2 separate regions of the Homo sapiens genome follow, and region 2 is linked to region 1. A link is an interaction called in ENCODE POLR2A ChIA-PET data of the cell type or tissue named here. Cell type or tissue: PC-9. All regions are shown on one strand. Each heading gives the region's core, and the rest is flanking DNA. Links, peaks and the distances in the headings are about the cores only.

Region 1 (16,792 bases), core at 2,864-10,863:
AGATATAAAATTTTAATTCCAAGGGATGATAGCTACGGGGGATTTGGGAATTCAGTTAGACCCCATGAAACTCTTCTCGTCAAACAGACAAAACAAACAATTAAAAAAACAACAACAACAACAAAGAGCAAGAATATTTTCCCTTGTAAAGAAAAAATGTTGCATCTTTACCTGTTCAGCATGATTTTTGTTTTTTGCTCCCTGCATTGCCAGCTCTGGATTTACGTAACCATTTTTAACTTTCTCGATAGAACCATACTCGTACATTCCATCTGATGACAATGGAGGGTCCTGAGGGGTTTGCTGTGGGGGAATGCCCTTTGCAACCTCTGTAAGTGGGGCTTCAGAGATACTGCACAGATGAACAGTAAAACACAAAGTGAGCACCAATGCAGAGAAGAAGAACATGACCTGGAATTCTGTACCCAACAGTCTTCCCAGCTCCAGATGGGCCCAGTCTATAGCACCCAAAAGGTAACCCAGGGCACCTCCAAAACCTGGAAAGCAAGAAAAGCTATGTTAGCATATTTAGCAAATTATCGTTCATTTTCCTCATGCATAGACACTCCCCTTCAGTGGGAAAACTCCCTGAAGACAGCAGAGGCAACCTGGATATAATTGGAAAAGCAATACAGCAAGAGGCTGAAAAACACACAGCCAGGCAATGTGGGTTCAAGTTTTGGCTCTAGCATTTACTTGCTGTGATCTTGGGCTTCCTCACCCAGAATATGGAGGTAATAGTAAAAGAGTAACCTACTAGTAGGGTCATGATTTGAAAATAGAAAGTGTTCAGGATGGGGCCAGACACATAGCAAGGGCTTACTAAGTATTGCTACCATCAGAGATACTGTGACCTTTCCAAAGTGCATTCTCTAGACTGCTTTTGAACTTAAATTTCTGACCAGAAAAAGCCCCAAAGAAAACCAATTTCTGGCAGCAATAAAATTAAATGACTTGCAGTTTCTTATTATTAAGCTTCCTGGGATGACGTAAGCTTGCAAAGATGAAACACCCTCAAAAGCTGTCTTTCTTCCTCTATTAGAAGCTCAAGGTACTTGTTCCCAGTTGATAGCTGGGAACAGGAAATAATGAGAACAAAAGTTTAAACATGAATTTTTAAAAATCCTATTATCGTTTCCCAGGACTCCAACCTGAGGTCTTTTTGGTGCTTGTTTTATCTTCTCAGGCTTAAACATTGTGTCACTTGAGGGATACTGAGGAAAGGCTCCTCAAAATCTATTCAATCCTAATTATCTGATATTTAAAATCCCATTATTAGTTATTCCTTTTTTGAGTTTCTGTTTTAAAATACACGTGTTCCTGGTATGGGCAAGAAATTACTCAGCACCAAAGTAGTAACTGTTCCTCAGATGTTCCTTCTGGTGCAGACATCAGTGACTTCTGATAAAGGTGGGGAGATAGCATGGTTGGGGAGGGGGCAGTGGACATATTATGGGATGTCGAGGGAATTAAAGAGTTGAGTGCTGGACACATCCACTACATATGTCACAAACTTATGTAGGACTGATCCTCCTGTCAAAATTCTTTAAACGTCAAACTCCCATCATGCCTACCAACCACAACTTATCTAGCTGAACAGATCAGCTTTCATTTTTGTTTTTGATTTTTTTTGTGTGTGTGTATGAGTGAAGTCTCTATTTTATTTCTCAGATAAGGACAATATCTTCACAAGCTAGAGAATCAAGGAAGAAAATAGAACTAAAGGAGTTCCTCTCTAACCCTAAACATCTAAAGTTACATAAACTCTGACCTCAAGAACACAAACCTGAATGTCAAGTACCATGAATCCTAATTTATTCAAATTAGTGAGAGAGTAGACAATTTTGGTCACTTCATATTCTGGTTAGTTGCAATTTAACATAGAGCCTATTTAAGGAGGACCAACAATCTAATCATTGGATTCCAAAAATAAAGCATCATTAGCATGTCCTGAATGCTGAAGTGTTTTAAGGCAGAATTACAAGAAACTGTGGCCAATGGGGCACAGTGAAGTAAGACATATAGTCTCTGGAAGCAAGAAATTTATGGCCTAGTTATATGTGATGAGCATATACATAAACAGATAAAGGACAGATGATGGTGAAGTGCCCAGGATTTGAGAGAAAGAGAAGGTCCTGAAACAGCCACACTCTACGACTGATTCAGAAGAATGTTCTGGGATTTGTAGTGCCTCTGGTTATTATTAGACAATGACTATTCAATTGTAGAGAGGCAGAAGGTATCAGAAGTCATGCGTCAAGCCAAGCAATCAACCAATAAGAATGTATTAAGTCTGCTCCCCAACCCATTACGACAACCAAAAATGTCTCTAGATATTGCCAAATATCTCTGAGGGAAGGAGGTTGAAAAGTGGCCCCTAGTTTAGAACCCCTGACCTAAGTCAACCCTATGACAGACACATTCCTTTTTCGAAACTATCATTTGTAAACAGATCAAGGGTTTTCACATTGCCATTCAATTTCTTATCACTTATGCCTCTATCTTTCAAATTTTTGTTCAACTGAGCATTACTCATTGCCTCAGTTGGAAGAATATAGAGCAGAAGACCCCTGCTCATTTGAAAGAATTGATATGTGAAATAAATCCTCCACTGTGCAATGGAATGGTAGTTTTATTTTATGGAAAAAATATAAGGATATGCATATAATGATGGATTTGTATTAGAGACTAATTTGGAAAATGGAGTCCTACAATTGGGGAGTTTCCTGATGCAGTTGCATGTCTACTGGTTTACTTTAGTTCAATAAACATGTATCGAACACTAAATATATGTAAATGACTCTACAAACTTCTGGGGATATAAACATAAAAAAGACACAGTTTCCCATTTTTTTCCCCAGAAGGTGGTTTCAAGTGGGAGAAGCACATAATGGGAGAAGCTACTTTCTTTTTTTTTTTTTTTTTTTTTTTTGAGACGGAGTCTCGCTCTGTCGCCCAGGCCGGACTGCGGACTGCAGTGGCGCAATCTCGGCTCACTGCAAGCTCCGCTTCCCGGGTTCACGCCATTCTCCTGCCTCAGCCTCCCAAGTAGCTGGGACTACAGGCGCCCGCCACCGGAGAAGCTACTTTCAAAACAGTAATAAATGATAAGCTAGAACTCAGAGCTGGGTACTCAGAGTACAGAGGAGTTTCAAAGAGTCATTATTGGTGCTAGTTAATAGTAACAAGGTGATGTCGATTATTAGTAAATCTGACAGGATTTCTCTTCATTAGCAATGAAAGTTATAAGAGTTCAATATATCAATGAATTCAAAAATTTTGGATGTAAAAGGAGATTTGAAGAGTTAGATCAGAAAGCTATGAGCTTTAGTGACTCTGTGATGGAAGACCACACAGAGGGAAGAAGAGATTTGGAATCGTGCCTGATTTCCATTCCTATCTTTGTGCTTTCTAGTCACATGCTCTTGGGCACTTCTCTGAGAAACAAGGGTGGTGCTGCCTCCTCATCTGAATTTAGTGAGGATTAATGCAAATAATCCACGTCAAGCCCCAGCACATACCATGGCAGAACCAGACCCAAAACTGAGCTCCCTGCTGACTTCCTATAGTAACCCTAATTCCAAAGCCTCCCCTAGAAGCAGAAGATAGCTACTGCACTGAACTGGCTGAAGGCAGCCTGCCTGGAACTTGCTGAAAGGATTTAGTCATTTTAGGCCCAGTGATTAGAACTAATGGATTATTCTGAGGGCTGAGACCTGGGCTTACCCCTGACCCTATTGTGGCATGTAGCAAGTATCAAGAAAGTAAAATATATCTCAAACTTGGAAAGTGTAAAAATTGCAACTGCTTGACTTTTAAAATATTCCTCTAGAGCAGCCTTCTTAAACTTTAATGTGCACGCAAATCATGTGGGCACCTTGTTAAAATGCAAGTTCTGATTCTGAAGGTCTAAGGTGGAGCCTGAGATTCTGCATTTCTTTCAAGCTCACCACTGACACCAATGCTGCTGGGCCAAGCATCACTCTTTTGAGTGGCCAGGTGACAGCAGTTTCTAACTAACTTCCTTTCTTGAGAAATGGTACTTTGTTGTCACAGGATATTTGACCCACAATTCATAACTGATAAAGCACAGTGATTTGCAGTCCTGTAAAATTAAGGTAGTTTGCAGATATGAATAGGGTTTTTGTTGCCTGGTAGGGAAATTACTCCAAAAGTATTACAGAGGGGTTATACTTTTATAACCCCTTGTCTTGTAGAAGGTTAACCAGGTTCATATTTAGTCTAGCATTTTTTATTTTGCTAGACACACACACACACACACACACACACACACACACACACACACACACATTTCCTGCAAGAACCTGGGGGAAACTCTTCTTATATCTTCCCCATTGGTTCCTTTATTAATGTGTTAATTTAAAACCTTGACATAATCTATAACTTAGAGAATTATTAGCACTCTCTTATCTTAGGGAAGGGGGTAAAAAAAAAAAAAGGGAAGAACTGTCTTATTTGTCCCAAAGCTACTGTTTTGAAGTAGTTGTAGCTGCAAGTTAGAATAGTACAACACGACATGCCAGGAAAGCAAAGTGGGCCACTGGGGGAATTATCCTAACAGAATATTAAGACACTGGAAAAAAATATTTAAACTTTATCTATTTGCTGCCTCAGATATGATGAGGGCCAGTAGAGGGCTGCAGGAATTCATTAAAGGCCTTTCTTTTGCTTCTTCTTCTTAAGCCAAGGGTTTTATCTTCAAAGACAATCTCCCCAACAAAACCTAATTGCGCTATGATAAAGGCTGATAGTTTTACCATTTTACCACCTCCCACACCTACATCCAGACTGTATTTACCTCTGCTGCCAAAATCAGCCTCTGTGAGGCCACTGGAATCAATCACCAGGCTATTGGGCAAGCCATAAGCCAGAGCATTCGGAGGACATCTGCTGCCACATTAGATAACAAGCTTTTACAAAGAAGGGCCAGAAGTGGTCCAGCTGGCCCCTTCCTCACCAAGCCAGGCTGTGTTGTCAAACTCAGCAGAATAAATGGCTTTAGAAGACAGATGTCATATTTCATAACTAATGATGCAACTTGAACAGTGGCCCATACTGGAAGAAGTCCAAATATATAGAAATATGTAAAAAATTGTCTTTAGTCCACAACTATGACAGGTAAAATGGGAAATTGGTAAACTGTCAGTACCAAGGAATCTAAAGGATGAAAGGAAACTCAAGAGAGTCCATCTAAATCAAACTCTGCACCTACCATCTGCCTGTAATTGCCTGCAGGCATCAGGTGTGTGGCTTGGCAAGCTCAGCACCAGGGCTGACACAGCTCAAGTCATGAGAGCTAGCTATGTGCTGTTTGCTACTTTACCTCTGAAGGAGGACAGACTAAAGAACTCCCATCTTCCCATGGGGTTCATGAGAAAGTCGTTCTGATTCTTTTCTACATGTTGAAAAAAATAGCAATGAAAGTGTCAGATTAGGTGCATGCTTCCTACTTATTCCCACCAGGTACATACTAAATCCTGGACAGTTAACATAAGTACCAGCTACTCTCTCTCTCTCTCTCTCTCTGTGTGTGTGTGTGTGTGTGTGTGTGTGTGTGGTGTCCTTGACCCATTTGTTTATCAATAGAAATTGTTAGAGCACCTATCTTCACCAGGAACTGTGCTAAACACTTGAGATACATCAATGAGCAAGACAGACATGACCTCTGCCCTCTTGGAGGCTGAGTACAGAAAAAGCAGTCAAAATGATACATGTGTTGTGTTCCCAATGAAAAGAAAAAAAAAATTTTAAATTAAAATAAAAAAAAAATGATACATATGCTCTGGTCAAAGACCAGCTTGACCAGACAAGCTGATCTGATATTTCTTTAGGTTTACAAAGCAACTTTTCTCTTCAAAGATGCTGAGATAATATATTTAAAATATTGCTCACTGTTTCCATCCACCTACCTCTAATCCTGGCATCCCTTTCTCTCATTGGGCCCTTCTTTCACATTTAAGCTGGGCCAGGATGCCTCGTTGCTTTGAGGACAGTATGTAACAGTAGAGAGCAGAGAAATAAGAATGGTTTGTCTTGCTTCAGAGTTCCGAAAGCCCTTAGGCTGCGAAGGCATCGAGAGTAGATTCATTAGAAAATGTGCTTTAAGAACCAGGCTTCCCAGGCTAGACAGAGCATTCATGATGGGTGCACACATATTGGTAAATCCCTTAGGCGGCGATGGTCTTGCTGCCTGCTTGATGGGCCTAGCTAGAGTTGGAGGGTGGGAAGAGAGGAGCAGAGCCTCCCCTGGAAGGCTTGAGGGATCCAAGAGCAAGAAGATAGGTGCCTCATTTCCTGGTCAGACCCCATGGAGGCAGTAAGAATCCCAGGAAGAAAAGGCTGTGCAGGAGGTCAGGCATTAATTGGCCTCGTTCTGGAGCCATTTATGGCTGTCTTGAGCTTTCTTAAAGTTTACAGAACTAATATTTCCAGTTCTAAGTTGTAATGGCTCAGCACACCGTGAAGCGTTTTGCAAAATGCTTTAACTCCTCCTAGTGGTGACCAGGGAGCACAGGGCACAAATGCTAGAATGAAAAAGCTGCAGACTAGAAGTCATCAGCTGAGTTAGACAGCCCCTGTGAGCCACTGCAAACCTTCTCGGTCCCCACCTGCCTCCCTTGCTCCAGCAGCTGCTGCAGTGACCAAATCTAAGCCAGCTCCGGCCAGCTTTGCACTGGACAGGTGCATCTGGATGGTGCCTAAACTGAGGGAAGACAGAAACAGCTGGGGTTCAGGGCTTACAAAACCCATGGTACCACCCTTAGTCAGTCAGTACAGACTGGATTAATCTTCCCTCATTCATCCCCTACATGGAGAGTTCTTTGGTGCCCTTCCTAAGCCTCCTCAGAGCCAGCTCTGTAATGCTTATTGTTTGGCCTGTTCCTGTCCACCATTTCCTTACTCTTGCTCTCTAGAATCCCTTCCCAAATAAACTATCTGTATACAAACCTCTGGGGTTCAACTTTTAGAGGAATCCAGACTAACTCATGAACCACATCTTTGGTTAGCTGGTTGGCTGACTGGCTTGTTGGTTGGTTGGTTGGTTGGTTGGTTGGTTTTACCCCTAGTCTACCACTAACCAGCTGTGTGACCTTGGGTTAGCCACTTTACCTCTCAACAACACAGCTTAATCATTAATAAAATTAAGATGTTAAAACTGAATATCCATCTCACCAATATTTTTTGAGCACCTTCCATATTCCAAGCACTATTCAAGATAGTGGTGGTCAATGAACAGGAAACACAATGTTCTTGTACTTGAGGAGTTTATGTGATGGTTAGAGAGACAGACAATAAACAATAAACAAATAGCACTTCTCATCATGGTGGACCCTAGAGATAAGATATTTCAGGACTACAGCAAGAAGCTGCCAGAGTGCATGGAGATGGGCACCATCTTAAGGAGCTAAGGGAACAATTCAAAGAATTTACCAAACCGTATGAAAAGTCTGAAAATGATCTGAAGGCCCTAAAAAGTGTTGGGCAGATTGTGAGTAACATGCTTAAACAATTAACTGAAGAAAAATTCATTGTTAAAGCTGCAGATGGACCAAGATGTGTTGGGAGTTGTCGTCGACAGCTTCACAAAAGTAGCTGAAGCCAGGAACAAGAGTTGCTTTGGATAGGGCTACACTAACTATCATGAGATATTTACCAAGAGAGGTGGAGCCACTGATTTATAACATGTCTCATGAGGATCCTGGGATGTTTCTTATTCTGAGATTGGAGGGCTATCAGAATAGATGTGGGAATTGAGGGGTTACCACTTACAAACCCAGTTATTCCAACTTGTAGGAATAATACCTCCAAAAGGCTGTTTGTTATGTGGACCACCATAAACAGGAAAAACACTCTTGGCACACAAGCTATTGCTGGCCAGCTGGACTGCAACTTTTTTCCTTTTTTTTTGTTTTTTGGAGACAGGGTCTCACTCTATTGTCCAGGCTGGAGTGCAGTACTGTGGTCTTGGCTCACTGCAACCTCCATCTCCCAGGCTCAGGTGATCCTTCCACCTCAGCCTCCGGAGTGGCTCAGACCACAGGTGTGCACCACCATGCCCAACTAATTTTTAATTAGTTAATTAATTATTTTTTATTTTTTATTTTGAGACGGAGTCTCATCTGTTGCCCAGGATGGAGTGCAGTGGCGTGATCTTGGTTCACTGTAACCTCCACCTTCTGGGTTCAAGCGATTCTCCTGCCTCAGCCTTCTGAGTAGCTGGGATTACAGGCATGCACCCCCATGCCTGGCTAATTTTTGTGTTTTTAGTACAGACGAGATTTCACCACATTGGCCAGGCTGGTCTCGAACTCCCGACCTCAGGTAATCCACCCACCTTGGCCTCCCAAAGTACTGGGATTACAGGTGAGAGCTACCACACCCAGTTACCCAGCTAATTTTTGTATCTTCTGTAGAGATGGGGTTTCACCATGGTGCCCAGGTCCACCTGCCTTGGCCTCCCACAGTGTTGGGATTACAGGTGTGAGCCACCACACCTGGCCAGGACTGCAATTTCTTAAAGGTTGTATCTAGTTCTATTGTAGACAAGCACATTGGTGAAAGGGCTCATTGGATCAGAGAAATGTTTAATTATGCCAGGGACCATCCACCATGCATCATTTTTATGGATGAATTAGATGCTATTGATGGTTGTTGGTTTTCCAAGGGTACTTCAGCTGACAGAGAGATTCAGAGAACTTTAATGGAGTTACTGAATCAAATGGATGGATTTGATACTCTGCGCAGAGTTAAAATACAACAGACCAAATACACGGGATCTTGCTTTGCTGCATCCAGGAAGATTAGATAGAAAAAAATACATATTGATTTGCCAAATGAACGAGCAAGATTAGACACGTTGAAAATCCATGCAAGTCCCCTTACAAAGTATGGTGAAATTAATTATGGAGTAATTGTGAAGTTTGCAGATGACTTTAATGGAGGAGACCTGAGAAATGCTTGTACTGAAGGAGGTATGTTTGCAATTCATGCTGATCATGGTTTTGCAAAGCAGGAAGGCATCATGAAAGGTTAGAAAGTGGCTGATTCTAAGACGCTAGAGCTTAAATTGAACTATAAACCTGTGTAATTTACTTTTTGATGGCTATATAAAAGACATTGGCTTAATGTGAAAGTGAAGTTAAAGAAAATACTATACGTATTGCCAATGATCTCATTAAAAGTGTATGAATAAAAATATGAGTAACATCATACAAATTAGTATAATAATTCAGTAATCCAACTTTTAGGACTGATATGGAAGTATGTATGTTTGCTAATATCGCATTTATTGCAGCAGAAGTTACAAGAGAAGAATGTGTTGAAACTTTTCGTATTTGCTAGGTGAGCATTTTGTAAAACATTGAAAATGGTTTGAGGTAGTAGGATAAGAAAGCATTTTTGTGACTTATTTTATATCATTTGTTTCCCTCATTCTAAAAAGTTGAATAAAATCTGTTTGATTCAGACCTACAGAAATAAATAAATGAAAAAATAATACAGTGTCAAGTAATGATGGGTACCTCTGTGATGGGAGTCAGGGCTGGGGGTGTGTGTTTGCGATCAGAGTAACAAAGCAAGGAGGCCAAAAGCCAACTGCCAATTGGTACCTGGGAAAGCACTTTCGAGCAGAGGAAACAGGGAGGACAAAGTCCCCCAGATTCCCACTTCTCTAATCTGACTTGGAGATTCTTTGAGAGTTGTGTTGATCCCATTTGAATGGAAAAGAGATGGCAATTTGGAGACTTAATCACCCTAAATTGCATAAATCACCCTTTTTATCCACAAGCTGAAATCCCTGTATCCTTGGTTTCTGCCCTGGCCATATCCTTTCCAAGCTGCCTGAATGAGGAGATGTGAAAGTCTACCATGGGTGGAACTTCAAAGGTTTTGTTTGATGAAACAAAACCACTCATCTAAAGATGAAAAAGAGAAAAGGTTAAAACAGTCTCAAACATGAAGTGACTCCTTTCCTCTGTGTAAAAGGTTTAGTCAAAGAGTCTCTTGTTTCAATTTCGTTTTTAAGACTCTTTTCTTAGCCCTTAATTATTTGCTATTTAGAGCATTTGTTGCATGTTCGCATTTTTTGTGCATACTTTGAAGTATTAAAAGACAAAAGTTAAAAGAAGTTGATATCTGACAAGTTACCCATTCTTCTTCCAAGGATGTAATGGGGCAAGTTTCTCACTGAGTCATTACAAATAAAATGTTTGCAGGCGTAGTGAGGATAGCGGAAATCAAGTAAATATAAACATTTGGCGTTTCATCTCTTTGGGTTAGATGAAATCCTTTAGATGGTTCATTGTGCTGTGCCTGTGACCCTTGCAAGGTGGTTATTAACTAACATGGTGCAGAGATTTGCAAGCCTGTGAAGGAATGAAGAAAGCTCAGAAATGCTGAGGCTACTCTGCAGTGAATAGGAGGAACCAGGAGCTGAACAGGGCTGGCCTTTCCTGTCATGCCTGATCCCAGCCTCCCGCCAAGCAAGAAAGCCCACTGCTAAGAACAGCAAAGTCTTGGGTTCAAGTAGCAGAAATACGCTTGGTTAGACTCCCTGGGCACAAAAGGATTTCCAGTCTTCCCTGGTGAGTACCACTCTGTTAGCTCACTCGGTTCCACAGCCTCAGGTGCACCCAGGAGTGAAGGATCTGTGTGGTGAGAAGATGCGGGTGGACCCACCAAACCTACCATGGCTACCACATATGCCAGGGATGGAGGAGGATAGAGTTGCCTTTAAATATGAAAGATAGAAGCTAGAGGAATTAAATGTCTCCCTAGGAGCCAGTACAGTCTTTTCTCTAGAAAATCCCAAAAAAATGTCAGAAATATGCTGGGAAATATTTTGGTAATGAACCCTTGGATGCTTATTTATGAAGCATTTGGAAATGCTGGAACAGAACCACAGCAGTGAAACAAAAAAAAAAAAAGAATTTCAGTTTACTGGGATGATTGGATTCCTTGGGTGAATAATATTTTGCTGTTGATGAAAAATCAAAATGGGCCCTGACACTGAACATGCCTCTGCCGGAAAACGTTTGCTTCAAGTGGAATGCTGTAGTTATCTCTTTGTCAAGGGCATGTAAATTCAAAAAGTTTGGCATGTATGCAAAGACAGGGCAGAGGGACAAGGCCCTGCTTGTTATTTTCACTCATCTTTTAATGCAGTTTTTCATTCAGAGTGAGGATACCACAGTGGGATCACATATCCCACATTTAACTCACCAGAATTCAACTATTCACACTTTGAACACAGGGAGAAAGAGAGAGATTGCAAGAAAGACAAGAGTAACATTTTAAATAGTATGGGTAATTCTATTAATTTCAGGAGTAAACATTAAAGGAGAGACAAATCTGCATATATATATGTGCAGGTTTGTACACACAAAACAAAGCATATTGTATTTTATGAGTAATCTGAGAGATATTTACGAATAATGTCGATTGTCATTGTCACTGAGTTGGGGACTTTAGAATCTAAGCCTTAAACAAAGTGAGAGACTCCACTGCACTGTCCTAAAAGAGGAAGATGTTTTAAGTTGTTTTTCTAGTTGGGGAAAGAAATTGCTCTGAGCCATCCACACAACCTCTGCTGCTTCCATATGAGCAAAGACATGCACGGGAGACAGTCGGCTGAGGTTCGGGGTTCAGTGCTGGTCATGAGACAAAGTAATTAAATGAGCATATTTGTCTAATTGATGCAATTTGTCGTGTCATTTAAAACCATGAATTATAAACAGGGTTATGTAACCCTCGGGTCTCCTTTTACACAACTAACATGTTTAAGTGCCTGCTAACAGCAAGGCAATGAATTAGAAGCCATGGGGAATTTGCAGGTAAACCCTCATGGGAGAGTTTACGAATCTTGCAGGAGGGGTAGATAAATACCTTGTAAATTACAATACAGGGGAGAGAGTGAACAAATGTGCAGATCAGGTAAAATTGCGAGCAGGCATGTATATCACTCCAAAATATAATTATCCTTTAATTATTTACTCATATATGGGACTTTAAAAGCTCTAATTCATTTTCTTATAATAGTCTTGGTCTTTAATTATTCTTATTAAGCTAACATTCAACTGTGTTTGCATTTTATGTGATAGCTACCAGCTTTGTCTATTCAATTGTAATTGCTCCTTCCTTTTTGCTAATAAAACCCCAATGTGGTTTAGGGAGATACATGACCAACTCCCAGCAAAACCCTCACTTTTCAACCTCCTTAGGCCACTGAATGCTCACATAACCCAATTCTGCCTAATGAGAAACAAGCAGAGCTCTGGGAGAGGGGAGGTTTCTAGGGCAGATTTGCTTTCTTCATTTAAAGAGTGAATGTAGGCTCTTTCCCCATTCCCCCTTCCTTCTCCCTGACCCTCCTCTCCCCTCCTCTTGTCTTGAAACAAACAAGAGCTATGGACCCGTAGCAATTGTCTTGCATCCAGGAGGCAATACATCCTTAAAGCTGCCAAGGAAACATTAAATTGTTGGCTCTGACATCTAGCAGCTCACTGAAAGCCAGCAGACACGTACTCCCAGACTTTTTGTTACATAAGAAAAATAAACATCTGCCTTGAAGCCACTGTTTTGTGGGCGTTAGTGACTTGCAAACAACCCCTTCCTAATCACTCTATTCCCTAAGCATATACCAAGTGCTGATAGGGAAGGGGCCGAGAACACGGGGAAGGGCTGAAGGAAATCAACCTGGATTTTTGGGTGGCAGTACCAGTCCCCCAAAAAGATCATTAAAGTGCATATAACATTGTCTCTCATTCACACATCCCTTATCCTCTCACTCATTCACACGTATGTTACCTCTGGACAGCCCCCTTCCCTCAAGAAGTTTATGGTGTAATGAGTATGATTAGAAATGTATTCAAATAACTAACATGGAAGGTGGAAAATGGCAAAGGCCAAGAAAGAGACATAAGAAAGTAGCCCTTTAGGGCTGGACTGTTTATCTAAGCTGGGAGGTGGTAAAATGTTTTCCTCAGGGTGTGAGCCAACTTTCCCTTTGCCACCAACTGCCCCTCCCTCCAAGGATGGGGTGGAGGTTGGAGGGGTGAGGGGGGTGGGGGAGATTTTTTTCCCCTCCCTGCAGGACAGGGGTGGAGGGATTTTAGAAGATCTTAAAGGGAGCATTCTGCATGAGAACCTGAGAACAGCTAGATTGGAACACAATACTCCAGTTCCATAACTGCTCTTATGAACACAAAAAGACCTTTTGTGTTTTTCTTGTTTATTTGAAAATTCTAGAATATCTTCATTATGCAAAGAAGGAAAACAAAAGGGATTGGGGAGGAGGGAAGAGAGAGAAAAGCATGTGTGCTCCATCCACATCCCATCCAAGCTTCAGGAGCTGGACTCAGCGGCAACAAGGGTAAAAGTGAAAGGGCTCAATTATGGGCTCAATTGTGTCCCTGTACTCCCGATTCCTGTGTTGATACTCTAACCCTCAATGGGACTGTATTTGTCGACAAGGCCTTTAAAGAGGTAATTAAGGTTAAATGAGACTGTAAGTGTGGAGCCCTAATTCAAATCCAATAGGACTGGTGTTCATGTAAGAAAAGGAAGAGACAGTGAGGGTGCAGGTGCACAGAAGAAAGGCCACATGAGGACACAGCAAGAAGGCGGCTGTCTGCCAGCCAGGAAGAGAGGCCTCACCAGAAACCAACCCTGACAGCTTCTTGATCTTGGATTTCCATACTCCAGAACTGTGGGAAAATGAATTTCTGTTTACCTAGTCAGTGACATTCTGGCATGGCAGCCCAAACAGACCATAAAGGCCCCAGGAGGAGATGAAAATTCAGGATGTATGTGTGATCAACTGCAGCCTCAATGGTCTCTTCCTGATGGAGTTATCTACCTCACTGGCACCTTCATGTTCATCTACTCAATAAACTTTTGTGCTTTGATTATTTTGTGGATCTAGTCCCCGACCAAGTTAGAAATTAAGTATACCTGCAGTTTCGAAGAGAATGAGGGCCCTTGTTCCTAGAAAATGAGTGAGCATTTCCAAGCAGCTTTGATCTCCACAGGCAGAAAAGGAGAAAGAAACTTTCGATGTGAGCAAAGACCCAGAACCTGAAGAAGGAAGGGCTGGCTCCTTCATTTGTCCCATTGGTATTTATTTTGAACACCTACAATATGCAAGGCAGTGGTAGAGGAGTGAGGGATGCAGGGAATAAAACAGACCTGCCCGCTGCTCCTGGAAACATGATGAAAAATTATTCAGAGCACAGAGAATGTGGAAGGAGTAATGGGAAGTAAAGCTTGGAGAGTAGGATGGGAACAGATTGTGGCAGCTTTGAACCTCTGTCTAGGAAAATATTATTTACCCATGAGGCACATAGGGAGCCACTGAAGCTCATCAAGCAGGAAAGTGTCCTGATCACGGCTGGCTTTTAAAAATATGAATCTGGAAGCTATCAGTTGGCTCAATTGGAGTGGGAAGAAACTGGAGACTGGAGAACAGTTAAAGGATGAGTACTGCAAACCAATAATAAAATTCTAAGGCCTCCAACTGACTGAGTGGACACCCTTCTTGGCCAAGAGGATCCCAAAGAAACCTGAAAACCTAGTTCAGGCCATGATGAGAAGGGAGGTGTTGGACATACCCTGTTATAACCCTTCCCTTTGGAGTTTAGACAGAATTAACCAGCATTAACATTAAAATAGAGATCTTAAGACTGCCATACAAAACACTCTTCATAGCAATAGGATGCCAAATTCCAACCTGACTCTGGTATACCATCACATGACAGATAACAGACCCTGAAGAAAATTAATGCATTTTACCCAAAATATATTTCTTTGATATATCTTGGAATGGCCCTGCAAAGCCATCTTTTGTGGGGGATTTTTTTTCCTGTAGAGAACCTCCTTCCCTTACCAGTTTTTTTTTAGAGAGCCTGACACCTTCTAAGACTCAAAAAGAGACATTTACCATCTATTCTCTCTGAAACTTGCTATCTGGAGGCCTCATCTACATAACAAGAACCTTGGCTTCCACAATCCTCCTTAACTCAAGCATTTCTTTCTGTTGACTTCAACTCTTTAGGCAAAGCTTAACTCTGAATCAATTGCCAATTGAAAAAGTTTTGACTCTACCTATAACCTGTGAGCCCCCCTCTTCAAGGTGCCCCAACTTTCTGGGCCGAACCAATGTATTCCTTACATTTATTGATTTATATCTTTGCCTGTAACTTCTAGCTCCCTAAAATATATAAAACCAAGCTATAACTCAAACAACTTGGGCAACTGTTCTGAGGACCTCTTGAGGTTGTGTTCCAAGCCATAGTCATTCATATTTGGCTCAGAATAAACTTCTTCAAATATTTTAATTTTTTTCCATCAACAGTACTAAAGCTCAGATGAGATGTACTAAGAGCCTGAATGAAGGTAATATTAAAATTATTGATGTTTGCTGGCACCATACCATATACTAATATCAACAGAAAATCTCAAAAGGGATATATTGTCTGAAACTCATAAAAATACTGTCAATGAAAAGAGTCAAACTCTGTAAAATATTTGAAGAGATATATTCTGAGCCAAATATGAAGACCATGGCCTGTGACGCAGCTCTAGGAGATCCTGAAACATGTGCCCAAGGCAGTAGGGCTACAGCTTGGTTTTATACATTTTAGGGAGACATCAGACATCAATCAATACATGTAAGATGTACATTGGTTTGGTCTGGAAAGGCAGGACAAATCAAAGTGGGGCTCCCAGGTCATAGGAAGATTCAAAGATTTCCTGATTGGCAATTGGTTGAAAGAGTTATCTATAGACTTGGAAGCAATAGAAGAGAGCGTCTGGGTTAAAATAAGGGGTTGTGGCAACCAAGGTTCTTATTATACAGATGAAGCCTCCATGTAGCAGGCTTCAGAGAGAATAGACTGTAAACGTTTCCTATCAGACTTAAAAAGGTGCCAGATACTTTAGTTAATTCTATCCTAAATCAGGAAAATAACTGGAAAGGGAAGAGTGAGGAGTACAGAAGGTAGATTTTCCCCATAAGAGACAGCTTTTCAGGGCCATTTCAAAATATATCAAATAAATGTATATTGGGGTGAAATACTTCTATTTCTTTCAGGGCCTGCTATGTTATCATGTTAATACCTAATTGCTACAAACAGTCTGTTTTGTCAGTTTTAAAGTCTCTGCTTTAATGTTAATGCTGATCAATTGTGCTTGAATTCCAAAGGGACAGAGGTATAATGAGGCATGTCCAACCACCCATTCCCATCATGGCCTAAACTAGTATTTCAGATTTACTTTAGGATGACCTTGGCCGAGAGGAAGGGTCCTTCAGTTAGCTGGGGGTTAGAATTTTAATTCTGGTTTACAATACTATCATGTATTGGCCTTGGAAAAGTTTCCCTAACACAGAGTTTTGTCTTTTAATGTCAAGGCAGCAAAGCATGGGTCTTTTAGCCACATCTAATACAATTGTAAGCTGGGAAGTGGTGGCCACATTGTCCAATGTCCTGTAGATCAATAAACTCTTAATATCGAGTTCAAAAGCCAGAAAGTCTCCCATGACCTTGTAATTAATTTCAACAAATTATAATAAAACAGAAGGAATTGTCAGATTCAAGTTAGGAAAATGAAGTTGGAATCTATTCAATGAGACTTTCCGGCTATGGACTATGGGCAAGTGACTTAATCACCGAACCCCCCTCCTACTCCAATCAGTGGACTTCAGGTAAATATTTAACAACTGGCTTTCCAAGAAAAAAAAAAAAACCATGATTTATAGCTTTGCCAATTTCTAGAG
Region 2 (16,792 bases), core at 5,096-13,095, 110 kb before region 1:
GAAACCCCATCTCTACTAAAAATACAAAAAATTAACCAGGCATGGTGGTGGGCACCTGTAGTCCCAGCTACTCGGGAGGCTGAGGCAGGAGAATGGCATGGACCCAGGATGCAGAGCTTGCAGTGAGCCGAGATCACGCCACTGCACTCCAGCCTGGGTGACACAGCGAGACTCCATCTCAAAAAAATAAAATAAAATAAAAGGAAAGAGGAGTCTATTTGTCAAATTTGAATCTCTTTATTGAAACAGTTGAATTAACTAATTGAATTAAAAGGATTTACTAGTAAAAGAGAGAATCCTTTCCAGAGGAGGGATGTAAAGCACTCACCGATACATCTCAAATCCTCCTCTGGTCATTGCCAAAGCAACTGTTATCACAACCTTCCAGATAGAAAAGAGTATCTGCTCAGAAGGGATACTGGATTGCTGCCCAGTCCCCCACAATATCCAACCTCCAAGATCAGATGTGCCCTCTGCTGCAATGCAATTTCAAATAAATGAAGAAAAAAGATGCAGAGATGCTTTTATGTCTTTTTCAGTAAGCCTAGCTGATTTCATTCATTTATTCTGCACCATACGTTCAGGTAAAACCCCTTTCTGCAGACTTATTCTGCATTAGCTACTCCCAGTATGGGCATACACATGCTCATGTGCACACACGCATGTGCAAGCACACACACACACACCATAGCCTGCTTATCAATCAACTCTAATTTGTCCGGAAGCTCTGCCATGAGTGGCACATTCCCCATATTCTTTCCTTATCAAGCTCTGTAGAGGTTGGAAAAGATAAGAGACCACTGACTATTCCTAAGCCTTATATTATCTAACAGTTTAACCTCCTGTGTTTCTTCTGCAAATGTGCTAACAACAACAACAACAACAAAACCAAATTGTAAAAACAACTAAAACAAAGACCAAGGAAGAGAAAGAAAAGCCAAAGAAAATTCCCAGAAAGCTCAGTTTGGTAAACAGAAAAAAAAAGTCCTTAGAGATCGGCTGAGAATACTGAAGGACCAGAAAGAGAAAGAATCAGTGGTAAACTTTTAAAAAGTTTTTAAAAAGGTTTTCTAGAAGAAAGAAAGGCTGCTTGGAAGAAAGATAGTAGTATCTGATGACCCACTAAGAGACTGAAAGTTGTGCATTTTAAAATTAAGTGACTCATTTCTTACGGCCAAAGCAGAAATCAAACGGGAAAAAACAGTCTAGAGAAAAATCTGCCATAAACAGGGTACAGAGGGTGAGTGGATGGAGAATGGGTAAAGGGAGGAATCAGTGACACCAAATGCGGCCGTTTAGTATGAAATTTCATAATCTGATAAATCTGTTTCTGAAAATAGTTTATTGTCCTCCCAGCCAATTTAATTGCAGAACTATGAAGGAATGTCTACATGGAAATGTGCAGTCTGCAAGTTAGAGAAACGGTCTGGTAGGAAGCACTAGTGTATGAAATTCACTCTATTAAAGTAAATGTCTGAAATCTCTCAAGGAGGGAAATAAGCAAATCCAGCAACATACACCATTGGGAAAAAAGCTAAGAAGGTCATTTGTATGTGTTTGTTGAAAGGAAGATTTTCAGTATTTGATTATTTGAAAGGGCTTAAAAGCAAATAACAGGTATCATCAATAAAAAGGCAAACAGACAGGATGGCTGCAGTTTATGGAGACACACAAAAAAAACACATGCATACCTTCTCTAAATCCCCATTCATTTAGTCAGGGGTCTAGAACTTAACAGAGGCAAGGTGGCCACAGCCCCTCAGGAGCAGGGGCCATGCCTCCTGCCCCTACCCCTGCCGTCCCCAGGGTGCACTGCTGTCAGCAGCCCTGTCTGCATGGGTACTGTCCTCCCGGAACCGAGCAGGGAGCCTAATTCTTGTTTTGCCACTGCCCTGTTACACATAGATTTTAATCACCACCTTGGAAAACTCCACACTAACAATCTCTTAAGAGAATATTTATAACATCAAGGTCTCTTCATTCTTGACCTAAACTTAGAATCAACAAGGTCCATCCCCTTGAGATAGGAATAAAACCATCAACAATGCTAGCTGTCATTGTCTGTCCCAGCCCTTCTGTGGCCCAGAAAGCCTGTCTCTTCTCAACAGCTTAGATGAAAACACCAAAACAAGAGATTATTGCTTGGCACACTCATCAAGCAGACAAGAATTAAAGAGCATGAGAAGAACCAGCAGCTTTTCTGGTAAGAGCTATCCATGCCAAAGACACAGATTTGAACATAACGCAACACAGCAGAGAATAGGGGAGCAGAAAAGGATGACAATGAATGGGTACATTTGGCCAAATGACCCATCTTTTTTGGCTTCCAAGTTCCCATGTATCTTCTCAGTCTTTTCCTGAATCACATTGTCTAAGATTCCTCTTCCACTCCTTCACCCATCAACATTGATTAGAGCAGCATCATTCCCTGCTACTGTTTTAAGCATCATTAGGCTTTCGACAAACAATTTGCCACAAGGATGCAAGACATAAAAGGGTGAACTCAAATAGAATTAGTGTCTGTGTTTAATGGGTCAATGCTTCTCAAATTTTAATGCACATACAAATCACCTGGGGATCTTGTTAAAATTTAGGTCTAATTCAGCTGACCAGGGGAGGATCTGAGAATGTGCATTTCTAACAAGCCCTCAGGTGATGCCAATCCTGCTGGTCCCTGGGCTGCAAGGATCCAGTTCATCCAAAGTAACAGCTCTAAAGAGGCAAAGTCTTGTCTAAAGTAACACAGTGCATAGTCGAGCTAGGACTTGAGCTCAGCTCCTCCAACTCCCAAATTCGGTGGAATTGCCCTTTATGCAAAATATGTCAAGCCTCCACATGGGTTGTCTGGTTAAAAATAAATCAGTCATCTTATACTGAAAGATCACCTCCAATGACCAAGTAAAACAATTTTTCAGTTACAGGACATAAAAACCAGGCCTCTTGTTTTCCCATTTTTCAAAGTCCTTATTAATATCTGTAAATCAATGGGGACATTTTCAAAAGGGATTAGCTCTCTTTAATATTTAAGCTCCCTACCTGTGATTCATATTCGGTCAAAAAGAACAGAAATATTAATCCATGAATATCTGGAGGGAGGCTCTGGACACCTAGTCTTCAGTTTATGTAATGAAAACAGAGAAGAGATTCAAAGTAAAGTCTCCAGAAGAGATAAACACCAGAAGGGAGTAACATCTGTGGGCTGCATTTGTGTAGACCCTTAAGCCAAGTCACTAACCCTATAATAGAGAATCTGGCCTCTTTCCCCAGTAATAGCAGAGATCATTCTCCATTCCTTCTCCTGTACCATCCCTAGACCATAGGAAGGTCTGCTGATTCAAGACCCAGCAGAAAGAAGAAAACAATGCTGCTTCTTAAAACATAGGTTCTTCAATTCTATCCCTCCCATCTCTAATTGGTCATGATGGGAACTCACAAAATAAACCTGATGAACTGAAAAGTAAGCAGAAAGACAAAAAGGGAGGGAGGGGGAGAAAAAACCATTCCTATTTATGAGGCTGCAGCACAAAGCACTGATAGCGACAGGAGGAATTTCCGCCAGCCAGAGGCCCCATTCCAAAGTCTCATGTCTGAGTAAGCATGGGTCTTACCAGGCAACCCCCAAAGGTCAGAGGTCAGAGAGAATTCCTCATCCTGGGGGGCAGAGTCAGGGGATAAGCAGAACATTTATTTCCCTCCCCCTGGTGAGGGACAACAAACCCTGACACACAGGCATCCTGCAACTCAAATCAGTGATTTCTGCCAGTGAGCCACAAAGTTCCGGATCAGGAAACAAGGCAAGAAGCCTCACTGGGCAAGTTTTCCCACACAGCTCTGCCAGTAGATTTCATTCCTCAGCTACATCACCCCAGGCTTTAGACAGCATTCAAGAACAAGAGGGCAGAAACGGTCACATTCTTTGATTGTATGGAAAAGGAACCAGCAGAATTTTCCATCTGGGCCAAGAACTGAACTGCACTTAAAAGAGTAACGTGGTATGAGGCATGTCCCCTCTCTCAATGGAGGCACCATCAGATGGCACACATTTTAAATGTCACTAATCCTCATTTGTAGCATTCACACAGCTAAACAGAGAGAATGCTTAATCCTTGCATTTCTGGAAATTAGAATCTAAGGAAGTTTAACAAGTTCAAATTATTATAACAGCATATCCTAGGACAAATTGATTCCTTGCTGGTTAGAAGCTGGAAAGCTATTCCAAAGCTCCATGGTGTCCTACATGTTAAAAGAAGGAAGATTAAATTTCTTTTTGGAGCAGACATTCTATTTGTTCTGGTGATTAAAATAAAAATTGTCTTCATCTCGATGTAAAGGTGGTTAAACAGGGAAACGAGTCATGTTTGCCTTCGAACATGACTACTGGGTTTATATTTCAGCAGAAATGTGTCACTGCAGTTTTGCATATTTGTATGGGAGAAATGTTTTTTTTCTCTGCATATTTATAGAATGTGAGTCTTTATATAATTGTATCTTTTTTGTTGTTGTTGTTTTTGAGACAGGGTCTTGCTCTATTGCCCGGGCTAGAGAGCAGTGGCATGATCACAGCTCATTGCAGCCTTGCATCAACCACAGTCTCAAGCAATTCTCCCACCTCAACCTCCGACGTAGTTGGGACTATAGGCAAGCGCCACCACACCCAGCTATTTTGTTTGTTTGTTTGTTTGTAGCGATGATGCCTCACTACGTTGTGTAGGTTTGTCTCCAACTCCTGGATTCAAACAATCCTCCTGCCTCAGCCTCCCAAAGTGCTGGGATTACCAGCATGAGCCACTGTACCCAGCATAATTGTGTCTTCTTGAGAAGGCCTCCCAACTTGTATTCCAGCACAAACAGTTCTTCACTGGAGATAGAAGCAAAACCTGAATGATTTCGAGAAATAGACACAGACTTATTCTTCACCTTGAATCAAAGGAGAGACTGGATAGAGAATTGGTCAGGACCTGCTGTAGCTCAGTGGAAAAGGATCTGTTGAATAATACACACACATCCCCCGCAAAACCTCCCTGCACTGCTGTTTGAGACTAAATAACTCAGGCTTTGGAAAACATGCTGGTGATGGACTATTGTGTCCTGGGTGATTGTCATCTGGGAACATAAAGCTGGGCCAAATCCTATGGGTAAGGGGCTATATGACTCTTATAGTCACACATATTTGTGCAAATTGCAAGAAGTCATGCAGGGAAGGCAGGTGAAATTGTAAAAGGTAGCCCCTCCAGAAAAAGTGGCAGCCAGTGGGATGATTTGCACCTTTAATCCCAGCCATTTGGGAGGCTGAGGTAGGAGGATCACTTGAGCCCAAGAGTTCAAGTCCAACCTGGGCAACATAGTGAGACCCCATCTCTAAATTTTAAAGGATTTCTCAAAAAAAAAAAGCATACAAGTAGCAAATACGTATATGAAAAGGTGGAAAACTTCACTAAATATCTGGGAAATGCATATCAAAACCACTAGATATAGCCCTGCACCTGTCAGAATGGCTATTATAAAAAAGACCAGGGATAACAAGTTTGGCCATGATGCGAAGAAAAGAAAACCCTTGTATCCTGCTGGTGGGAATGTAGATTGGTACAGCCATTACAGAAAACAGTGTGAAAATTCCTCAAAAACTAAAAGTAAATTACCATATGATTCAGCAATTCCACTTTTGGGTATATACCCAAAGGAATTGAAATCACTGTCTTCAAGAGATAGCTGCAATCTCACGTTTATGGCAGCACTATCCACAATAGCCAAGATATGGAAACAGCCTAAATGTCCACTGACAGACAAATGGATAAAGAAATTCAATACATGTACACGTGTGTATATGTGTGATAAAATATTACACAGCCTTTAAAACGAAAGAAAACCTGTCATGTGTGACAACATAGGTGGACCTGGAGAATGCCACGTTAAGTGAAGTAAGGCAGCTGCAGAAAGACAAATACGGCATGATCTCACTTATATGTGGAACCAAAATAGTCAAACTCACAGAGGCAGAGAGTAGAATGGTGGTTGCCAGAGCCTGGGGGAAGCGGGAAATGGGGAGATGTTGCACAAAGGGTACAGAGTTTCAGTTATGTAAGATGATTAATTTCTAGAGATCTAATGTAAAACAATGTGACTGTTGTTAACAATACTGAAGTGTATACTTGAAATTTGCTAAGAGGGTAGATTTTAAGTGCTCTCATCACAAAAAAAAAAAAGAAAATGGTAAAATGGTAATTAATATGAGGTGATGAATATGCTGATTCACTTGACTGTGGTTATTATTACATATATATGTATAACAGATCACCAAGTTGTACATCTTAAATATACACAATTTTTGTTTGTCAATTATACATCAGTAAGGCTGGAAAAGAAAAAAAACTGAAGCTCCAAAGCAAAGGGAATTTGATAAGTTCAGTTAGAACTGAAACCTCTCTTATGTTCCTTGAGAAACACACAAAAAATTGGAATTATATTTACTTCTGCCTCTTAAAGACTAAGTTAGACGTTAGAGCAAAGGAAACTGCCAGAGACAGAGATAAACATTATACAATGATAACCATGTCGCTTCACCTGGAAGACCTAAGTGTATAGCAATCCCAAATGTATATGCATCAAACAACAGAGATGCAAAATATGTGAAGAAAATCTGATAGAACTGAAAGGATGAATAGACAAATTCACAATTATGGTTGGAGACTTCAATACTTCTATCTCTCAAAAAATGACAGAACAACTAGACAGAAAATCAGCTAGGGTAAAGTAAAAGAATTCAACAAGACCATCAGCCAACAGTATCTAATAAAACATTTATGAAACACTCTCTCCAACAACAGCAAGACACACATTCTTTTCAAGATGGAACTATAAATTTCAAGAAACTTAAAAGAATTGAAATAATATAAACTGTGTCCTCTGACTACAATGAAATTAAAATGGAATTCAATAACAGAAAGATAACAGGAAAACCTCCAAGCACTTGCAAACTAGACACTTCTAAATAATCCATGGGTCAAAGAAAAAGTCTCAAACAAATTAAAAACTTCAGTGAACTAGATGAAATCAAAATGTAACATATCAAAACTGTAAGACACAGAAAAAGCAATGCTGAGAGGAAAAGCTAAAGCACAAAATGCTTACAGTAGAAAAGGACAAGTCCAGGTGTGCTGGCTCACGCCTATAATCCCAGCACTTTGAAAGGCCAAGGTGGGAGGATTGCTTGAGCCCAAGAACTCAAGACCAGCCAAGGCAACATAGTGAGACCCAATCTCTACAAAAGATTTTAAAAATTAGCCAGGTGTGGTGTTGCACACCAGTAGTCGCAGCAACTTGGAAGGCTGAGGTGGGAGGATTGCTTGATCCCAGGAGGTTTAGGCTGCAGTGAGCCAAGATTACACCACTACCCTCCAGTCTGGGTCACAGAGCAAGACATCATCTCAAAAAAAAAAAAAGAAAAGAAAAAAGAAATTGCCAACAACAAAAAAAACTTGAGACCTGGTTAAGATGGCCAAATAGGAATGGCTCTGGTCTGCAGCTCCAGTGAGATCAATGCAGAAGGCAGGTGATTTCTTCATTTCCAACTGAGGCACCCAGCTCATCTCATTGGGACTGGTTAAACAGTGAGTGCAGCCCACAGAAGGCAAGCAGAAGCAGGATGGGGTGTCACCTTACCCGGGAAGCACAAGGGGTCAAGGAACTCCCTCCCTTAGCCAAGGGAAGCCGTGAGGGTCTGTGCCTTGAGGAACGGTGCACTCCAGCCCAGATGCTACACTTTTCCCATGGTCTTCACAATCCGCAAACCAGGAGATTCCCTCAGGTGCCTATGCCACCAGGGCCCTGGATTTCAAGCGCAAAACTGGGTGGCGGTTTGGGCAGACACTGAGCTCACGGCAGGAGTTTTTTCATACCCCAGTGGCACCTGGAATGCCAGCAAGAAAGAACTGTTCACTTCCCTGGAAAGGGGGCTAAAGCCAGGGAGCCAAGTGGTCTAGCTCCCCAGATCCCATCCCCACAGAGCCCAACAAGCTAAGATCCACTGGCTTGAAATTCTCGCTGCCAGCACAGCAGTCTGAAGTTGATCCGGGATGGACTAGCTTGGTGGGGGGAGGGGCATCCACCATCACTAAAGCTTGAGTAGGTGGTTTTCCCCTCACAGTGTAAACAAAGCTGCCAGGAAGATCAAACTGGGCGGAGCCCACCGCAGCTCAGCAATGCCACTGTAGCTAGACTGCCTGTCTAGATTCCTCCTCTCTAAGCAGGGCATCTCTGAAAGAAAGGCAGCAGCTCCAGTCAGGGGCTTATAGATATAACTCCCATCTCCCTGGGACAGAGCATTTGGGTGAAGGGGTGGCTGTGGGCACACCTTCAGCAGACTTAAACATTCCTGCCTGCTGGCTCTGAAGAGAGCAGTGGATCTCCCAGCACAGTGCTCAAGCTCTGCTAAGGGACAGACTGCCTCCTCAAGTGACTCTCTAACCCCCATGCCTCCTGACTGGGAAACACCTCCCAGCAGGGGTCGACAGACACCTCATACAGCAGAGCTCCAGGTGGCATCTCGTGGGTGCCCCTCTGGGACAAAGCTTCCAGAGGAAGGAACAGGTAACAATCTTTGCTGTTCTGCAGCCTCTGCTACTAATATCCAGGCAAACAAGGTCTGGAGTGGACCTCCAGCAAACTGCAGCAGACCTGCAGAAGAGGGGCCTGACTGTTGGAAGGAAAACTAACCAACACAAAGGAATAGCATCAACATCAACAAAAAGGTCATCCAAACAAAAACCCCATCCAAATGTCACCAACATCAAAGACCAAAGGTCGATAAATCCACAAACGTGAGGAAAAACCAGCACAAAAAGGCTGAAAATTCCAAAAACCAGAATGCCTCTTCTCCTCCAAAGGATCACAACTCCTTGCCAGCAAGGGAAGAAAACTGGATGGAGAACGACTTTGATGAATTGACAAAAGTAGGCTTCAGAAGTTAGGTAATAACAAACTCCTCTGAGCTAAAGGAGCATGTTCTAACCCAATGCAAGGAAGCTAAGAACCTTAAAAAAAGGTTAGAGGAATTGCTAACTAGAATAACCAGTTTAAAGAAGAACATAAATGACCTGATGGAGCTGAAAAACACAGCACAAGAACTTCGTGAAGCATACACAAGTATCAATAACCAAATCAATCAAGTGGAAGAAAGGATATCAGAGATTGAAGATCAACTTAATGAATAAAGTGTGAAGACAAGATGAGAGAAAAAAAGAATGGAAAAGAATGAACAAAGCCTCCAAGAAATATGAGACTATGTAGAAAGACCAAACCTGTGTTTGATTGGTGTATCTGAAAGTGTCGAGGAGAATGGAACCAAGTTGGAAAACACACTTCAGGATACTATCCAGGAGAATATCCCCAGCCTAGCAACACAGGCCAACATTCAAATTCAGGAAATACAGGGAATACCACAAAGATACTCCTTGAAAAGAGCAATCTCAAGACACATAATTATCAGATTCACCAAGGTTGAAATGAAGTTTCAATCTTCATTTTAACCTTAATAAAGTTAAGTGCAGCCAGAGAGAAAGGTCCGGTTACCCACAAAAGGAAGCCCATCAGACTAACAGTGGATCTCTCTGCAGAAACCCTATAAGCCAGAAGAGTGGGGGCCGATATTCAACATTCTTAAAGAAAAGAATTTTCAGCCTAGAATTTCATATTCAGCCAAACTAAGCTTCATAAGCAAAGGAGAAATAAAATCCTTTACACACAAGCAAATGCTGAGAGATTTTGTCACCACCAGGCCTGGCTTACAAGAGCTCCTGAAGGAAACACTAAATATGGAAAGGAAAAACCGGTGTCAGCCACAGCAAAAACATACCAAATTGTAAAGACCATCAACACTATGAAGAAACTGCATCAACTAACAGCCAAAATAATCAGCTAACGCCATAATGACAGAATCAAATTCACACATAACAATATTAACTTAAAGGTAAGTGGGCTAAATGCCACAATTAAAATACACAGACTGGCAAATTGGATAGAGTCAAGACCCATCAATGCGCTGTATTCAGAAGACCAATCTCACATGCAAAGACACACATAGGCTCAAAATAAAGGGATGGAGGAATATTTGCCAAGCAAAATGGAAGAAAAAAAGCAGGGTTTGCAATACTAGTTTCTGATAAAACAGACTTTAAGCCAAAAAAGATCAAAAAAGACAAAGAAGGGCATTACATAATGGTAAAGAGATCAATGCAACAAGAACAGCTAACTACCCTAAATATATATGCACCCAATACAGCAACACCCAGATTCATAAAGCAAGTTCTTAGAGACCTACAAAGAGACTTAGACTCCCACACGATAACATTGGGAGACTTTAACACCCCACTGTCAATATGAGACAGATCAATGAGACAGAAAATTAACAAGGATATTCAGGACTTGAACTCAGCTCTGGACCAAGCAGACCTAATATACATCTACAGAACTCTCCACCCCAAATCAACAGAATACACATTCTTCTTAGCACCATATTGCACTTATTCTAAAATTGACCACATAATTGAAAGTAAAACACTCCTCAGCAAATGCAAACGAACAGAAATCATAACAAACAGACTCTCAGACCACACTGCAATCAAATTAGAACTCAGGATTATGAAACTCACTCAAAACCTCACAAGTACATGGAAACTGAATAACTTGCTCCCAAATGACTAATGGGTAAATAACGAAATAAAGGCAGAAATAAAGAACATCTTTGAAACCAATGAGAACAAAGACACAACATACCAGAATCTCTGGGACACAGCTAAAGCAGTGTTTAGAGGGAAATATACAGCACTAAATGTTCACAGAAAAAAGAGGAAAAGATCCAAAATCGACACACTAACATCACAATTAAAAGAACTAGAGAAGCAAGAACAAACAAATTCAAAACCTAGCAAAAGACAGGAAATAACTAAGATCAGAGCAGAATTGAAAAAGATAGAGACATGAAAAACCTTTCAAAAAATCAATGAATCCAGGAGCTGATTTTTTGAAAAGATTAACAAAATAGATAGACCACCAGCCAGACTAATAAAGAAGAAAATAGGGGAAAATCAAATAGACACAATAGGGGAAAATCAAATAAAAAATGATAAAAGGGATATCACCACTGATCCCACAGAAATACAAACTACCATCAGAGAATACCATAAACACTTCTACACAGTAAACTAGAAAATCTAGAAGAAATGGATAAATTCCTGGACACATACACCCTCCCAAGACTAAACCAGGAAGAAGTCAAATCCCTGAATAGACCAGTAACAAGTTCTGAAATTGAAGCAGTAGTTAATAGCCTACCAATCACAAAAAGCCCAGGACCAGATGGATTCACAGCCTAATTCTACCAGAGGCACAAAGAGGAGCTGGTAGCACATTTTCTGAAACTATTCCAAACAATTGAAAAAGAGGGAATCCTCCCTAACTCATTTTATGAGGCCAGCATCACCCTGATACCAAAACCTGGCAGAAACACAACAAAAAAAGAAAATTTCAGGCCAATATCCCTGATGAACATCAAGGCAAAAATCTTCAATAAAATACTGGAAAACCAAATCCAGAAGCACATCAAAAAGCTTATCCACCAAGATCAAGTCGGCTTCATCCCTGGGATGCAAGGCTGGTTTAACATATGCAATCAATAAATATAATCCATCACATAAACAGAACCAACGACAAAAACCACATGATTATCTCAATAGATACAGAAAAGGCCTTCGATAAAATTCATCACCCCTTCATGCTAAAAACACTCAATAAACTAGATGTCGATGAAACGTATCTCAAAATAATAAGAGCTATTTATGAGAAACCCACAGCCAATATCATACTGAATGGGCAAAAGCTGGAAGCATTCCCTTTGAAAACCGGCACAAGACAAGGATGCCCTCTCTCACCACTCCTATTCAACATAGTATTGGAAGTTCCAGCCAGGGCAATCAGGCAAGAGAAAGAAATAAAGGGTATTCAAATAGGAAGAGAAAAAGTTAAATTGTCTCTGTTTGCAGATGACATGATTGTATATTTAGAAAACCCCATTGTCTCTGTCCAAAATTTCCTTAAGCTGATAAGCAACTTCAGCAAAGACTCAGGTTACAAGATCAATGTGCAAAAATCACAAGCATTCCTATACATCCATAATAGGCAAACAGAGAGCCAAATCATGAGTGAACTCCCATTCACAATTGCTACAAAGAGAATAAAATACCTAGGAATCCAACTTACAAGGAATGTAAATGACCTCTTCAAAGAGAACCACAAACCACTGCTTAAGGAAATAATGAGGACACAAACAATAACACAAACAAATGGAAAAACATTCCATGTTCATGAATAGGAAGAATCAATATCGTGAAAATGGCCATACTGACCAAAGTAATTTATAGATTCAATGCTATCCCCAGCAAGTTACCATTGACTTTCTTCACAGAATTAGAAAAAACTACTTTAAATTTCATATGAAACTAAAAAAGAGCCCGTAGAGCCAAGACAATCTTAATCAAAAAGAACAAAGCTGGAAGCTTCACACTACCTGACTTCAAACTATACTACAAGGCTACACTAACCAAAACAACATAGTACTGGTACCAAAACAGATATATACACCAATGGAATGGAACAGAGGCCTCAGAAATAATGTCACACATCTACAACCATCTGATCTTTGATGAATCTGAGAGAAACAAGCAATGGAGAAAGGATTCCCTATTTAACAAATGGTGTTGGGAAAACTGGCTAGCCATATGCAGAAAACTGAAACTGGACCACTCCCTTACACCTTATACAAAAATTAACTCAAGATGGATTAAAGACTTCAATGTTAGACCTAAAACCATAAAAACCCTAGAAGAAAACCTAGGTAATACCACTCAGGACAAATTTACAAGAAAAAAGCAACCCCATCAAAAAGTAGGCAAAGGATATGAACAGACACTTCTCAAAAGAAGACATTTATGCAGCCAACAAACATATGATAAAAAGCTCATCATCACTAGTCATTACAGAAATGCAAATCGAAACCACAATGAGATGCCATCTCACACCAGTTAGAATGGCCATCATTAAAAAGTCAGGAAACAACAGATGCTGGAGAGGATGTAGAGAAATAGGAATGCTTTCACACCATTGGTGAGAGTGTAAATTAGTTCAACCATTGTGGAAGACAGTGTGGTGATTCCTCAAGGACCTAGAACCAGAAATACCATTTGACCCAACAATCTGATTACTGGGTATATACCCAAAGGATTATAAATCATTGTACTATAAAGACACATGCACATGTATGTTTATTGCAGCACTATTCACCATAGCAAAGACTAGGAACCAACCCAAATGCCCATCAATGATAGACTGGATAGAGAAAATGTGGCACATATGCACCATGGAATACAATGCAGCCATAAAAAAAGGATTAGTTCATGTCCTTTGCAGGGACATGGATGAAGGTGGAAACCATCATTCTCAGCAAACTAACACAGGAACAGAAAACCAAACACCGCATGTTCTCACTCTTAAGTGGGAGCTGAACAATGAGAACACATGGACACAGGGAGGGGAACATCACACATCAGGGCCTGTAGGGGGTTAGGGGGCTAGGGAAGGGATAGCATTAGGAGAAATACCTAATGTAGATGACAGGTTGATGGGTGCAGCAAACCACCATGGCCCATGTATACCTATGTAACAAACCTGCACATTCTGCACACGTATCCCAGAACTTAAAGTATTAAATAAAAAAAAAAGATCAGAGCCAGATGAATTCACAGCTTAATTCTATAAGACATTCAAAGAAAAATCAGTGCTAATCCTACTGAAACTATTCCAAAGATTGAGAAACAGAAAATTTTCTTAAAATCATTCTATGAAACCAGTATCACCCTGATACCAAAACCAGGAAAGGACATAATAATAATAATAAAAAGAACTACAAACCAATATCCCTGATGAACACAGATGCAAAAATCCTCAACAAAATACTAGCAAACCAAATCCAACAGTATATCAGAAAGATAATACACCATGATCAAGTGGATTTCACCCCAGGGATGTAGGGACGATGGAAGTCAATATATGTGATATATCACATAAACAGAAATAAAAACAAAAACCATATGATCATGTTGATAGATACAGAAAAAGCATTTGATAAAATCCCGCATTGCTTTATGATAAAAACCCTCAACAAACGAGGCATAGAATGGACATACCTCAAAATAATAAAAGCCATATATGACAAACCCACAGTCAATATCATACTGAAGGGGGGGAAGTTTAAAGCATTGCCTCTGAGAAATGGAACAAGACAAGGATGTTCACTTTCACCACTTCCATTCAACATACTACTGGAAGTCCTAGACAGAGCAATCAGGCAGGAGAAAGAAATAAAGCACATCAGAAAACAGAAAGTCAAACTATTGTTGTTCACTGATGATATGACTGTATAACTAGAAAACCCTAAAGACTCCTTCAAAAGACTCCTAGATTTGATAAACAAATTCAGTAAAGTATCTGGTTATAAAATCAATGTACAAATATCAGTAGCATTGCTATACACCAACAACGACCAAGCTGAGAATCAAATCAAGAACTCAATCCCTTTAACAATCGCTACAAAAGCAAAATACCTAGAAATACACATAACCAATGAGATAAAAGAGCTCTACAAGGAGAACTATAAAACACTGCTGAAAGAAATCACAGATGATACAAACAACCAGAAACATATCCCATGCTCATGGATTAGAAGAATCAATATCATGAAAGTGACCATACTGCAAAAGTAATCTATAGATTCAATGCAATTTCTATCAAAATACCAACATCATTTTTCACAGAATTAGAAAACAATCTGAAAATTCATATGGAACCAAAGAAAGAGCCTGAATATCCAAAGCTATCCTAGGCAAAGGTATCACATTACCTCACTTCAAGTTATACTACAAGGCTATAGATACAAAAAGAGCATGGTACTGTTATAAAAATAGATACATAGGCCAATGGAACTGAATAGAGAACCCAGAAATAAAGCCAAATACTTACAGCTCACTGATCTTTGACAAAAAATACAAAAATAAAACTTGGGGAAAGGACATCCTGTTTAATAAATAAATGGTGCTGGGAAAACTCTAGAGCCACATATAGAAGAATTAAACTGGATCCCCATCTCTCACCTTATACAAAAATCAACTCAAGATGGATCAAAGACTTAAATTTAAGACCTGAAACCATAAAAGCTGTAGAAGAAACCTAGGAAAAACTCTTATGAACATTGGCCTATGCAAAATATTTATGACTAGGACCCCAAAAGCAAATGCAACAAAACAAAAAATATATCAGTAGGATCTAATTAAATTAAATGGCTTCTGCATAGCAAAATAAATAATCATCAGAGTGAATAGAAAACCCACAGAATGAGAGACAATATTTGCTAACTATGCATCTAAAAAAGACCAATGTCCAGAATCTACAAGGAACTCAAAAAAATCAGCAAGAAAAAAAGATAACCCCATCTAAAAGTGGGCATATGAAATGAACAGACATTACTCAAAAGAAGATAAGTGGCCAATAAACATATGAAAAAATGCTCAACATCACTAATTATCAGAGAAATGAAAATTCAAACTACAATGAGATACTATTTTACCCCTGCAAAAGTGGTCATTATTTAAAAGTAAAAAAAAAATAAATAAATAAATGTTGGCATAGGTGTGGTGAAAGATGTGGTGAAAGGCAATGCTTATACACTGCTGGTGGGAATGTAAATTAGTAAAACCTCTATGGAAAACAGTATGGAAATTTCCTAAAGAACTAAAAGTAGATCTACCATTTGATCCAGAAATCCCACTACTGTGTATCTACTCAAAGGAAAAGAAGTCATCATATAAAAAAGACAACTGCATACGTGTGTTTATTGCAGCACAATCCACAATTGCAAAGACATGGAACCGACCTAAGTGCCCACTGACCAACAAATGGATAAAGAAAATGTGGTATACATACACCATGAAATACTATCCAGCCATAAAAAAGAAGAAAATAATGTCTTTTGCAGAAACTTGGATGGAGCTAAAAGTCATTATTCTAAGTGAAGTAACTCAGGAATGGAAAACCAAATACTGTATGACCTCACTTATAAGTGGAAGCTAAGCTATGGATAATCAAAGGCATATGGAGTGGTATCATGGACTTTGGAGACTCAGAAGTGGGAGGTTGGAAGGGAGATGAGTGATAAAAAAAACCACATATTGGATGGTGTACACTAGTTGGGTGATGCGTGCACTAAAATCTCAGACTTCAACACTATACAATTCATCTATGTAACCAAAAACTACTTATACCCCAAAAGCTATTGAAATAAAAATACACACACACACACAGCACAAACACACACACACATATATAAAAAGTTTTTAAACAAAAATTATGCAATGTTGGGTGTACTGTTATATATATGTCCACAAGTTAAAATTATTAATTGTGATGCACAAATCTTCTAGATTCTTACAGAATTTTTTTATCTGCTTGTTTTATCAATTATACTAAGTCAAATGTAATATTAAGTTTGATATGGTTTGGATTTGTGTCCCTGCCCAAATCTCATGTGGAACTGTAATCCCCAGTGTTGGAGGAGGGGCCTGATGGGAGGTGATTTGGATCATGGGGAAAAATTTTCTCCTTGCTGGTCTCATGATAGGGAGTTGAGTTCTCATGAGATTTGGTATTTAAAAGTGTGTAGCATCTCTCCCTCCATTCTCTTTCCTCCTCT

Evidence for each region. ChIA-PET counts read pairs that join two places held together with the same protein. Peaks named below come from ENCODE experiments on the same cell type or tissue, not always from the same donor. Only the 100,000 strongest peaks of a DNase experiment are listed, where the experiment ranks them.
Region 2: POLR2A ChIA-PET joins it to region 1 with 8 read pairs; 2 of 35 experiments call an interaction of 5 or more read pairs at or near these places.

Annotation. Positions count from the first base shown.
Region 1 is chr5:33,963,520-33,980,311 of GRCh38, forward strand. SLC45A2 (solute carrier family 45 member 2) reads right to left here. Exons shown (of 7, transcript NM_016180.5): 3 at 172-497. It also overlaps the pseudogene PSMC6P3. Among named protein-coding and RNA genes, the nearest start is that of SLC45A2, 13 kb to the right of the region's middle. RefSeq lists an enhancer at 14,477-15,369. In PC-9, for the core only: CTCF peaks have their summits at 6,534 (motif pointing left) and 6,748; a DNase peak (open chromatin) is centred at 6,492.
Region 2 is chr5:33,851,232-33,868,023 of GRCh38, forward strand. The region is part of intron 2 of ADAMTS12 (ADAM metallopeptidase with thrombospondin type 1 motif 12); the gene reads right to left. Among named protein-coding and RNA genes, the nearest start is that of ADAMTS12, 32 kb to the right of the region's middle. In PC-9, for the core only: no CTCF peak of the experiment used is centred there; a DNase peak (open chromatin) is centred at 8,170; H3K4me3 peaks cover 418 bases; H3K27ac peaks cover 2,863 bases.